Regions from separate parts of the Homo sapiens genome. Here region 2 is linked to region 1. The links are chromatin contacts, found by Hi-C or POLR2A ChIA-PET in ENCODE. All regions are on one chromosome and are shown on one strand. The core of a region is the stretch at or near the end of the contact, and the rest is flanking DNA. Distances in the headings are between cores, read along the strand shown. Region 1 has its middle 80 kb from the start of LINC02836. Region 2 has its middle 42 kb from the start of LINC02836.

The links. Hi-C counts contacts between places; a loop is a spot of excess contacts on that map. ChIA-PET counts read pairs that join two places held with the same protein, here RNA polymerase II (POLR2A). Pooled maps may share reads with other maps.
Region 2: a pooled map shows a loop between it and region 1 (2.1-fold over the local background). The contact joins two enhancer-like sites. A Hi-C loop is called at or near these places in 3 of 168 maps with a recorded cell type or tissue (Caco-2, breast epithelium and ovary), 5 of 37 single-sample maps with no recorded cell type and 11 of 50 pooled maps. POLR2A ChIA-PET finds 5 or more read pairs at or near these places in 4 of 52 experiments (MCF 10A, OCI-LY7, PC-9 and 1 more).

What each region holds. Positions count from the first base shown.
Region 1 is chr6:105,549,129-105,555,955 of GRCh38, forward strand. No RefSeq gene overlaps it. Among named protein-coding and RNA genes, the nearest start is that of LINC02836, 80 kb to the right of the region's middle. Within about 2 kb of position 4,248, at least 3 of the 41 ENCODE cell types and tissues checked have a DNase peak (open chromatin) inside an H3K27ac peak, as active enhancers do.
Region 2 is chr6:105,587,152-105,593,395 of GRCh38, forward strand. No RefSeq gene overlaps it. Among named protein-coding and RNA genes, the nearest start is that of LINC02836, 42 kb to the right of the region's middle. RefSeq lists an enhancer at 3,895-3,944. Within about 2 kb of position 4,045, at least 3 of the 41 ENCODE cell types and tissues checked have a DNase peak (open chromatin) inside an H3K27ac peak, as active enhancers do.

The DNA.
Region 1 (6,827 bases), core at 2,998-5,497:
TCCACCCGTCTCGGCCTCCCAAAGTGCTGGGATTACAGTCATGAGCCACCACGCCCGGCTGCATCTTAAATTTTTGTTCAAAATTCAACTTTTTATCTTAGACTGAAACCTCCTCCTCTCCCTGCATTTCCCGTCTCAGTAAATGCTCCCGTTGTCCACTTCATTATTCAGTGCAGTCTGGAATCATTCTCTTATCCCTCACCTCTGACCAATGACCCAGTCCATCTCCTCCACTCTGTTTCCATTGTCCTGGGGCAGGACTTGCTCATTTCTCACTGGAATTGCTGCAAAGGCTTCCTATTTTATCTGTGATTCCAGACTTCTCTTTCGATGATCAATTCTCCACCCTGCAACCGAAAGATTTTTCTAAAAAGGAACTCCTAAGGCTTAAAAGCCTTCTGAGCTTCTCCAGTAACTTCATGTTAAAATCTAAACTCTTTTATCCTGACTTGTAAGTCTTCTTCCGGCACACACCCTCTGCTCTGCCAACCTGTATGAATCAGGGTCTCAAGAACCAGTCATGTTCTTTCAAACAACTGTGCTGTGCTTCACATATGTTCTCTGACGGCTGTGAAGTGTCTTCTCTCCCCAGCGTGGTGTATCAGGATTGCCTACTTGTCTTCTATGCCACCTAACAATGAGCTTCTGAAGAAGCCTGAATCTTACCTTTATCCATTGCTGAATAAAGCACAACTCAATACATAAACTGAAAGCTAATATTTAATTTTCAAGTTGCTTTTAGAAGTTAGTTCAAAATTGCTATATAATTAAAGCATGCTTTATTTCCTCTTCTACCCTTAGTTTCATTAAATTATGTATTTACATTTTTTTCTGATAGAAACTAAGTTTTAGTTTACTTCCATGTCCAATTCCTAAAAGACTTATTTAAATCATCTCCTTCAGTGATCATCCACAACCAGTAATCATGAATCATTTAGACATTTTTCTTGACTATTCTGAACAAAGTATAAAAACTTAGTTGCTCGTTATTAAATGAAGGAAAAGACACTTTTAAAATTTCACATGAATAAGAAGTTCATGTGCAAATTTTCTTCCGAGAGAATAGTTACAATTCTTTTGTTTGGTAATGAATGTTGCTCCTCAGTTTACTTTGTGAATAATGAACCAAACTTACACCTGATTGTTTCTGCTCATTGAGTCTCCTGTCTCCCTTATGCTGCGAGTTCCACAGGGACTTTTTTTTTTTTTTTTTGAGACGGAGTCTCTCTGTTTCACCAGGCTGGAGTGCAGTGGTGCAATCTCGGCTCACTGCAACCTCCGCCTCCCAGGTTCAAGCGATTCTCCTGCCTCAGCCTCCCGAGTAGTTCAGATTACAGGCGTGCACCATGACATCTGGCTAATTTTTGCATTTTTAGTAGATACGGGGTTTCACCATGTTGGTCAGGCTGGTCTCAAACTCCTGACCTCGTGATCCTCCCGCCTTGGCCTCCCAAAGTGCTGGGATTACAGGCGTGAGCCACTGCGCCTGGCACAGGGCCTATCTTTTCAACACCATATCTCCAGCACCAACCATGCCTTACCTATAACAGTCTCTTCATACGTATTTATTTAATGTGTTCAAATATTTTGTTTTTGTTTTATGTGTTACCTTATAAAAACCTAGTTTTTACACACATAAAAGATGAAATTAATTTGCAAAAGATGAGAGAAAATGTCACGCCTGGTCATAAAAACTGTGCTGGGCCAACTGTTTATCATAAAGAGACAAAAAGAGGTTATTTTTTCTATTCCATGTGTGTCATTCTAAGCTTGACTCTTAAGCACAACTTGTTGAACATTTTGCAATTCAAAGTTACCTTTTGGTCAGCCATAGACAATCCACTAAATGAATCTGGAAAGAGTTTAGTACTGATTAAACTTGGCGAGTAACTCTATGAGACACAAGGCACTACAACAAAGTAGATTTCTATTTCTAAGTCAGCGAAGCGAAGAAAAACTTTTCAAGAATGACTCTGCCTATAACAACATGAACATTAGGTTCAGAAGTACCCATTAACTCAAATAGCTTATTCAGCAATAAGCTTTCTCAGTGTTATAAAATAAGTTTTCCTTCTTCAGTTTCTTCATTAGTGACCATTTGTCAGGAAGTCATACCACATCAAGGGATGCTCATAATAGACTCAATATTCTCCACTTAATAACATTTAAACAAGCATTGTCTTCACATTCATGGTTGTTAAAAAAAAAAAAAAGAGTCTTTTCAAAGTATGTGCATCTGGTTAGGAGAGAATAGGATAAACCCAGAGTTATAAAAAACTGACATTTTTGTTTCCTGATTCAGCACAAAGAAAGCCAGAATCTGCAAGTCCTACGTTTTTTTCTGGTGTGGGGTCTTAGAGTTGAAACCCTGACCCAGACGTGGATATTGCAAAAACAGAGTGAGGTATCTTGCTAAGGTGACAGTGCTTCAAATGGTCAAAATATTTTCCATCTTTCTGGGAAATGTCACTCTGTTTTGTAATAAAGCTGGAATGACTTCCCAACAAAGATGCAGTCAATGAAGAAAAGCAAGAACTTTCCAGTTTCCCAAATCCAGGGAGAAAACAAGTTAGATAACTGTTTATAAGAATGAATCTAGTGAAAAGGGGGCTCTGTCAATGATAAATATTTATTTTATTCTGCGTGTTTAGCATGGGAAAGGAACATGTTAAAAGTTGGCCAAATATGGTAAGTATCAGTCTCCACAGAGTCCCAAACCTTGTGTTGAGAATGCCAAGATCTTTGTTTTATTCCAGAAGGGATTAATAGTAGCAGACAGGGGAAAAAGTGAGGGTAAACTAAAATAGCATAGAAACCAGCATGCTTACTGCACAAGTTAAGTGATGCAGTTTCCCTAAGTCTGCTGTCTAAATTCTGTCTAATCTCAGAAGCTGGCTCTTCTCTGACTCAACTGGATATCACCTCCAGCACTTCATATCCTCAGATACATACCTGTATTCTGCATTATGTGATTGTGGCCTGTGTACTCACACTTTGGAGTTACATGTAGACATCCTTATTTACCTCTGCAATACCGGGCATGATTTCTTCTCAATGGAATATAATACGTAACTGAAATAATTGTCTCTTTAATTAAATTTGAGCATTTGATCATACTATAACTGCTATAAATAATCCTAAACTGCTATAAAACTTGAATTTAATATAGGAAAATTTAATAATATTCTTAATATAAAGCAATTTATAGAAATGAAGGAGATTGGCATGAAAATGGCATAATTTTTTTTTCCTCTTTTATGTCATTGTTCCTAGTGTCTATGACAGCATTTCTGTGGATGATCTTTCCTGCTTCTGTGCGCACTGTTTAACTATAATGGTCATTTTTTGCACACAGTGATGTTCACATACATCTAGTATTTTCCTCCCCAACATCTGGGTTTCCTCTTATTTTGAATGCCTTAGATGTCACTCCTCTGGGTGTGTCGTTCACATGTTTCATTCACATCCTCATTTTTATTTGATCTATTCTCTGATTCCCAGCACTCAAAGACTTTTATTCCTTAATTCACTGGTAAATAATTGTGTTCGGGGGAACTCAAAGCAAAATAAACTGTGGCCCTTACAGGGTAGAGGGGTGAAGGCAACTGTTGAATTACCGTTCTGCAACAGGAGACCCACGCTAATGCTGATATTACAGGGAAAGTCCAAGGGAAATGGAGAGGTTTCAAGAGAATGAACACTGGATTCCCAGGATCTGAGATAAGAAAAGCTAAAATTATGAGAGGCTGAAGATGGAAGGAGTATCATAATCCATCTGGCTTTGTCCGCGACATTTGCTGGACTAGGGAAAGGACTGAAATCACGGATAAAGGAGCAAGTAGTAGGAGAAAGAGCCTGACAATAGCAAGGCTTTCTACTGGGAAGAGTAGTCAGGGATCCCCATCCCAGAGGCCAAGGGCTAAGCTCAGACCTGAGGTAGGCCAGAATCAACAGCTTAGTCAAGTTTAGTGATTACAAAAGGCAAGGCTGCAGGAATATCTGGGTGGGGGCTGTGGAGGTGATTTAATCAGATTCAAGGAGGTCTTTCCGTGCTACAAAGAGCCTCCTGAATGGCAAGTGGCTAAAGATTCAGAGATTTTTAGCCACAACGAAAGACTGGAGTGCAAATGAGAAACCAGAATAAAAGTCCAACCACGCAAAATAAGGAACAAGTACTAGGAGATAAGGGAAGGAGTTATGACTCAGTGTACACAGTAGCCAGGGCACACCATAAACCCCACTGGAAAGAGGAAATTATGGCCAGTCCCACTCCCTCAGGGCAGACAGAGCTCTGAATTTATTGTTTCTTTTGTTCCCATTAATGTGCAGGTCCATGATTACAGGACCATTTGTACCTGTGTTGCATGACTCAGGCACAAGCAGGTAAGACACAGGAAACGAAGACAGGAAATGTGAGCTTGGCTTCGGACGCTTATCATCCCCAAAAGCCTGAAATGCCTAGCACACTTCAATGTACCATTCAAGACCCAGGTCCAGCGTTTGTTTCACAGCAGCTTTCAACATGTTCCTCACACACAGTAGGCAGCTAGGAAGTGAAATCCATCACTACCACCACCGTCATCATCATCCTCATCCTCAATAGTATTATTTCCTTCAGGGTCAGTACCATCATCTCAGGAATTAGATGATAACCCCTCTGGACTTAAAATGTCATCCTGTGAATGATGTTTAAAGTATAAATGGGGAGTTCAAGTTCAGATGGTTTTAGCTGGAGAGAGCAAAATATCTGTTTCCCGTAGCTTAAAAAATAAGGGCAATTGACTGGCTCGAGTGATGACAAGTCCACTGGAAGAGCTGACTTCAGGTGTGGCCTGAACCAGCAGTTCAAAGATACCACTAAGCACCAGATTTCTTCCCTTCCTTGTTTCTAGTCTTGTGTGGTTGACTTCTCTTTGAGGCAGGCTTGTCAGAATTGCTAGGCTTCAGGCATCTTTATGTACAGCAGGAAAGATAGAATATCTTTGCCTCAGCATTCCTAGAAAAGGCCTGGCACTTCGCTGTGATTGGGTCATCTTCAGAAACTTGCCTACTTGGAAAAGGAATCACTATGTGGATTGGCTAAACAGAAGTCATATGCTCTACCCAGGATCCTGGGGTGAAGTCATTTTCCCTAGAACCACGTGAATCCTAAAGTGGACATTAAAACTGTTGAGAAAGAGAAAGAGAAAAATGGATACAAAAAAAATCAATCAAGGTCCTAAGGGGTAAACAAGAAGTTAAGAAAAGGAATGTATTAGAAGGACATTGGGTAGCTCAAAAAAACTGTCAGAAAGGCTGGAAAACTAGGTTTGGTAAAAGTGCATGTATTAGTTTGCTAGGGCTGCCATAACGAAGTTCCACAAACCAGCAACTTTAAGAGCAGAAATGTTTGATTTCACTCCTGGAGGCTAGATGTGTAACATGAAGGAGTCAGTAGGTTGGTTTTTTCTGAGGGCTGTGAGCGAGACTGTTTCAGACTTCTCTGGTGGTTGGTTGGCAATCTTTGGCATTTCTTGGCTGGCTGATGCATCACTCCAATCTCTGCCATCTCGCTCACATGGCCTTCTTCCTCTATGTGTGTCTGTCTCTGCGTCCAAACTTCCTGGAAATGGCAGGCTGGAAAAGCCAACGACAAACTTCTGTCCTGTATTTTGTCTTAGAGGTGACTCAGTTTGTCTTTCTCTACCCATGGAAGGAAAAAAGCTGTGTCTTGTGGTTCTTTTATGTGAGCAGGCACATGAGCATGCTCAGGAGTGAGGGTTTCTGCTGATGGGGTCTGCAGAAGAGCAGCAGAGGCTGAGCTGCCCTGATATCTGCACATTGCAAGCTCACGGGACACCTTGTGAGATAAGCTTATGCAGGTGATAGGTTAACACTTATATTCTGATGATGCCATAATTCATTTCCAAATATTCATATACTAGTTGTACTTCTCCCTAGTGACAAGTTATTTCTTTATAGGCCCACCTCCCTTACAGAGTTGTATCTTTCTGGAGTTCAGAGGACTTCTTAATTATTGCAATATTTTCAGTGCCTAGTCCAGCACCTGGCATTTGACTTTGAGGATGAAGCAGGAACAAGGGGAATTTATAAAGTAGCTTTAAAAGGCTCTCAATTTGAGAAGAACATTTCCTCAGAGCAGTTCAACTGTGATCCATGACTATGCTTTATTTTTTAATTTATTTTTTAAAGCATAGTCATGTATACAGTATGATAACAGAAAACAAACAGAAGTAGTAATACCCTAAAAAGTGCAGGTCTTGCTGGGCCCTATTTTCATTTTAGCAGAGGTTTCTAATGTTGCAGCATTAATCTACTTCTGCTCATTCTCCAGTGAGAAACCCTGGACACGAGTAGAGACACAGATTTGCCAGTTTGCACCTTCCTAAAGTGACCTTGAACTAAGTTTTCATTATATCTAGATTCTAGATATTATATCAATATTCCAGGTTATTTATTGGTACGTATTTTTACTTGTATCCCCAAAATCAAATAAATAATTTAAATAAAATGATTTCCAATCTGAACTGAGAACAAAACTTAAAATGTTTTAGCTTCTGTTGCCTTCAAATCTGACAATGTATTAGCTCAGCCTTTTGAATTTGATTTTCCTAGTAGTTCTAGAAGCAAACAAGAATTAATTTCAAACAAAAACCTGTCTTATTTGTATAATACAAGTTTGAATTTAGTTAAAACAACATTTTTTAAATTAAATTTCCTTTGAAAAACAAAGGCTGAAGGGGAAAATGTTTTAGAAAACTTGAAGTTTCAAACAACAAAACTTGAAGGAAAATAAAAATGGTTTTAGGGCTTTCTGAAAAATCCCT
Region 2 (6,244 bases), core at 2,795-5,294, 38 kb after region 1:
ATCGCTGGGTGCTGGGAAAGTGTATTCTAAGGGGATGATACTGTGGGTAATAAAAAGCTATTTCTGGTTTTGTTTGTTTTTAATATATAATCTTCACTATCCAGCTGACTTAGAAAAAATTCATAAGTGATGCATGTCAGATATCAAATTCTATTAAAAACCTAAAACTCAGCTGTGTTCTTTCCTTCTTTCCCCTTATACCCCAAGGCAAGGAATCAAGGCTTCTAGACACCACCGGATGAGTCAAGGTACCGTGGCCCAGACAAACTAAGCACTGGTTCTGTCACCACATAGACACAAAGGCATTCAAGAAACCACAGCCCTCTGGCTTTGTTGCTCCTTCCTTCATAATCAAATCAACAGAGTGTGTTTGTAGAATTCACCCACAACACAAACAGATGCCGCGAAACACCTTGGAGCGGTTGGCCGGCAGAAATGCCCACTGAGCGGGCTGTGATTCACTCGGGAGGAGGAAGGCCTCGGAGGGCAGCCAATCGAAGACGGACCCAGGGAAAAGTCGCTGGGTTCTTACAGGAAGCGATCTAATTATGTTACTGTAATCCTCAAGCTCGCATTTTTCAGCCACCTCAACACGAACTCACAGACTTCAACGATTATGTAATTACGGAAAACTTCACAACAAACATGAAGATTCCTTCTGGAGGCCACATTGAAGACCGGGATGTGCATTAGAGCGTGGGAGGGAAGCACGCAGCTCACAAAAGGAAGAGCAAAGAGATGTATTGAACTTAAAAGGTTACATTTGAAAAGGGGCCCCTACCAGACCTCCCCTTTTGTGTGCACATTTTTTGCACCTGCAACTGTTTGCGGGCTCGAAAGCAATAGCCCTCCCCCTTCTCCCAAGAGGCCACGCTTTCATGCCTTGGCCCCAAATGTGTCATTTTCCTGCCAGGGGGAGAAATCAAAAGAAACCAAGTTTTTAGAACTTTGCTGTAAAGAAAATAATAGTTTTGAAAAGGATTGGAGCCACATTTTCAGGTTAGACACAGTTGTTAGAGAAATGTCAGAAGGAAAACGTTCCTCTTCACTTTCTTTCCTAGCTCGTTGAAGTTCTTCATTTCACTGGGTTCTGGGTGACATCTGTAGCATCCATTTCAGCGCAGTCTGCAGCAGGCTTTTGACTCCACAGCATGTAACTGTCCTCAGACCACCGTGTTCAAAGTCGAGATTCCAAATGGACCTTCCTGACTCTTCACAGAGAAGATGCCATATAAATCATTTCCATTAAAACAAACCTTTGATACCACCAGCGAATTGTGGAATTTTGATAATGATGCTTGTGAATGAAGTGCTGACAAATGGTCTTGCTTTAGATGGTGTTTGTGGGTGGGGCTTGGGTTAGAGCCAGGATCAACCTTGATTTTGGCCACTGATCCATTTCCTCTCTCCCCACCACCCACCTCATATGTTGAGATGAAAGTTACAGCAGAAAGCCTCTTTTGAACCATTATGAACAATTCTATTCAAAGCAGCATCTGTGAATTTTTATAAGACTGGCCAAGATTGGCTCAATTATTTCTCCATTCTCTCCAGGGGATAGAAAGTTTCCAATCAAGGGTTACAATGGAAGCAAAAATGTTATGTTCATGGGAGGTAGAATGCATTGCTAAATAGATGGAAGACAAAATAAAGTTCCTCAGTATACATAATAGCTCAAGGATGAACTTGGTTGAACAGATTAGAGGAACAGATGCAGATAAAATAAACTTCTCTCTCTTTGGTTTAACTTGGGAGACTGAGGATTTTCTATATGGTACAAACCTTGATGAATGTTGAGGATATAGGGGTTCTCATATATCTTATAATATACTAGTGAGTCATCTGGTGAGATGGCTGGAAGTTTTTTTTTTAAGTAGATATAATCTCATAAGTGAGGAGAAAATAAATCATTGTCTCAGCTAGAGAGAGTGATCCTTTTGAACCCTTATATGGTTCAATCTCATTTTAACATTTTTGAAGCAGGTAGGTTTGGGATTTCTGGTTCCTGTAAAGCAAAGCCCATGATGGTTCTTTGATTCAGTTGTCTCCTGGGGAAAATGAGGGAAGAAGGTTTAAGTGGTTTGTTATCAGTGGCTACTGAATTACACCTTTTACACCATTACTTTTTTTATTTATATTTATTTATTTTTATTTTTTGAGATGGAGTTTTGCTCTTGTTGCCCAGGCTGGAGTGCAATGGCACGATCTCGGCTCAGCACAACCTCCGCCTCCCAGGTTCAAGCGATTCTCCTGCCTCAGCCTCCCGAGAAGTTGGGATTACATACACCATTACTTTTAACGACAAAACCAGCAACTACTTTTGCACCAGTCCAATATATGGAGGGATTTACTGATGTATGAAATATGGGTTGGGGGTGATTAGAAGAGAGAGATGGAAAAGCTGGGATATCAAGAATAAAGCTTGTAGGATTAGAAAAAACAGAAGGAGGAAAGATGAGATAAGGTAAACTCAGAGCAAAGCATGAAATAGGAATTATGTTGGGCTACTCAGTGGGAGAAGTGACACGTGTCTCTTAAACATATGCTGGCCTGACCTTACTGGGGTCAAAGGGACAGTCAAGGAACCTGCCCTGAAAATGCCAAGAGGAGGCTGAGAGCCAAAGAAAGCAAGGGTCAGCCTCCTAGGAGGCCGCCTATCTACACAAATGAGTTTCCCAAGAAAGTCTCATTTATTTTAGGTCTCTTCTGTGGAATAAAACAATTCCCTCTTTGATGGGATTATATTTGTGGGAGGGAAAGGAGCAGGAGAAAATTCAGTGTCAAGGGCAAAAGTCCACTAAGATGATTCACCTGGGAGATATTTTTTGGAAGGTCTGATACCCTTAGGAGCTAGAAATCAATATTCAAAGATCTCCCATTCCAATGTCATTTAGGCTGCAAGTATGCAGATTTCAGGGCCTGTAGGGGGAATTTATCCGGTAGTGGAATCCTAACACATCTTTTCACTTTGTGAAGCTTGTTCTATGGGTAAATTTCATACCGCCTTGACTTGTACGAGTACAGAATAGGGGAAAGAGCAGTGGAATAAAACCTCAACATCCCAGAAATAGTTTAATTACAGTTTCATTTAGAGGAGAAAAGGAACAGACACTTTTTTATTTTCTATTTTATTTTTCTTCATTCTTTGAGAAAGCATGTCATTCATTTGGTTTTGTCTACTTCAGTATTCAAAATTCCCCTCTGGCCAGTACTGGGAGGCTTCTCTTCCAAGGAGAGGGCTCTCCCACTTCCTGGGAACAGGCTTTGTGCGCAGAAGCCCTGGAGAGTTCAGCAGCTGGTGCTGGGAAAGTTGGGGATTCAGGAACCCTGGAGCATCAGCAGTAAGTTCAACAAATAAGGTGTACCAAGGGTTTAAAATGTGCTCACCTTCACTTCCAAGCATAAGAAGAGGAGGCATAGGCCGGGCATGGTGGCTTATGCCTGTAACCCCAGCACTTTGGGAGGCTGAGGCAGGCAGATCACCTGAGGTGCGGAATTCAAGACCAGCCTGGCCAAACATGGTGAAACCCCGTCTCTACTAGAAATACAAAAATTAGCCAAGCATGGGCACATGCCTGTAATCCCAGCTACTTGGGAGGTTGAGGCGGGAGAGTCGCTTGAACCCAGGAGGCGGAGGTTACGGTGAGCTGAGATCGTGCCACTGCACTCCAGCCTGGACAACAGAGTGAGACTCTGTCTCAAAAAAAATAAAATAAATAAATAAATAAATAGTGGAGGCATTAAAAAAGATTAGAATAAAGAGATGCTAGAAGAAGCTATCTCTTCTTTCCATTTTGTAGATGCCATCAACCTGTTCTTGAATTGCATTCTTTTTGTCTTTGGGTCATTTCTTTCTCCCTTTATCCCAGCATGAAAGGGAGAAAGGGTGGTGGGTTTTAAGAACTAAAGTTTCTTTTGTAGGTATCTCTAGTCTCCCTCCAGCCTTGTGAATCTCTCAGCAATCCTGAGATGCTACTTAGGACCCGCCCCCAATGCCCCCTTCTGAAGAATGGCCTGATTTATAGACACTCCCTAACATAGTCAGAGGCTATTAGCAACTCTTCAGTTGCCCCACCTTCTAGATTATCTGTCTGCAGTTGGGAAATTCCACTAGCCACTTCCTGAAAACAAACTTTCTACTCTTAAGTCTGTAGATGACAGCTATTGAGTGCCTGGACAACTTGTCTGCCCCATATGCAGTTGTAGAGAAACACCTGAGCCTTTTGGGCCAGCAAAATCCCTCATTCCTTCTCTGCCCTTACCTAGTCCCGGTCTGTTTCATGGATTTTTCAGCACTTCCCCTATCAACTTGGCTATTCCCTGTTATTTGTAAAAGCCAAGTTGATAATCCCTCAAATTTTGCCAGTAAATTGATGCAAAATAAAAAAGTGAATCATTATGGATATACAGTTCAAGTTTTGCTAATCTATCCACAGTATTTATGGAGTGACCAATGTGTCCAGGAAGGGCCTGGTAGAAGAGGTTTTTTGGAGGCTATAAAACAACAACAACAACCACCAACAGATTAGATGCCTGTTGCAAAATTCAAGACAATCAGGAATCAACTAATACAACATCTATATGGCATAAGAAGTCTTCAAAACACCTCATTAATATATTAACTCACCACAAGTCAGTTTATATTCCAGAGTATAGTTTAATCAAATATTGTTTTGATGTAGCTACACACATATCAAATTTAAAAAATATACATTATGACTTGGTATTCATTTATTTGCCACCAAAACTAAGCTCTTGAAAACTCGGTATACTAAATATGTGTATTTTAAAAAGATGTTGCTTCTCCATCACATTAATAGAAATAATTACACTTGAAGAGACATAAATTATATTAGTTTTTTATATTGATGTTTCCGAATCAGAAAAAAAGAGTAATTGAATTAAATCTAATGTAAGGGAACAGCCTTAAACTCTTGGACTGGGGGGTAAAACCAGCAGGCAGATCCAGAAGGAAGGTTTGCAGAGTGTTGCTCAGGCAAACAAGATACAAAGGAAAGAAAGTCCTGGATGTTGTTAGGTAGAGCAGGATATTAATACCTAAGAACATTAGGTCTGAGGAAAGAGTCTTTTTCAAACACAACTACCTTGGAGAAAATTTGAACTGCCATCTCTCAGTGATTCCTTTTAGGATAATTTCCTGTTTGCATGTTTACCATGTGCAATAAAGAAATAGTTCTGTTAGACTTATAAGAAAAGGGGCTACACAGCTGACTACTGAGACCTACCAGCCCTTCCTAGTCTTGAAACCAAACCTGGCCTGACTCAGAAAGAACTCAGTATTAAGGCATCCCTAAAACTCATCTGGCCAAGATCTCAACTTCTTGATTTATGGGTTTCTGCCTTGTAAGACCTGGCCCCTACCCAGGGATGCCTGAGTCACTCCCAGTAACCTGCCTGTTCCCAGGATTCCTCCTGGCCACTTGGTTGTCCTCCCGGTGAGTGGAGAACCGCCTCCCTCTGTTTCTCATGCCTAGTACTTTGTGTTGGGTTGTGTGCCACTGTCTGCCTCCCTAAACCTCTACCTATCCCCTGGATGCTCTTTCTGCATCTAATAATCATAATTCCCACTTATTGAACATTCAGTGTGTATAGCAGGCACCTTGCTGGGCATTTCACGTATATTGTCTGAACTAAACCTCCAAACAAGGCCATGAGTCATATTATGATTCCCATTTTATAGAAGTGGAATCTGAGGCTTTGCAGGATTAACATGCTAGAAAATGTTGAAACTGGGACTCAAACCCAGATCTGTGTATTCCAGAGGTAGTGCTCTTGGTGGCTTTGCTATCTGCTCTGTCTTCAGTTAGGTGGAAATCTGCAGTGGGTCTCTCTCCCCTCAGCAGTGGGCAAGCTTATTCTGGGTCTTTCTCACTGCATCTGTGTTCTGATATATTACAGGCTCCTTCTGACTCGTCCATGTATTTTATAAATAAATGTGCTTTTGTTCATCACAACAGTCCCTCAAAAGACGTCATAAAAGGAAAAGAATGGAAAATTTTGGAAAGGAAGTTTTCTGAGACCATTTACGTGACAAAGAAGTCAGGAAAATGTGGCATTGTTGTGATTATCTTCATCATTTCAGGATCTGAAGTGGTTTAGAAAGAAAGACACTCTGAAAGGAAGATGGGCTTCCAAGGGATGTGACTCATGAGGAGGAATATAAAAGACAGGAGAAAAGTGACTTGTCAGATGGACAATGGGCTTTTATTTGAAGCATATGAAG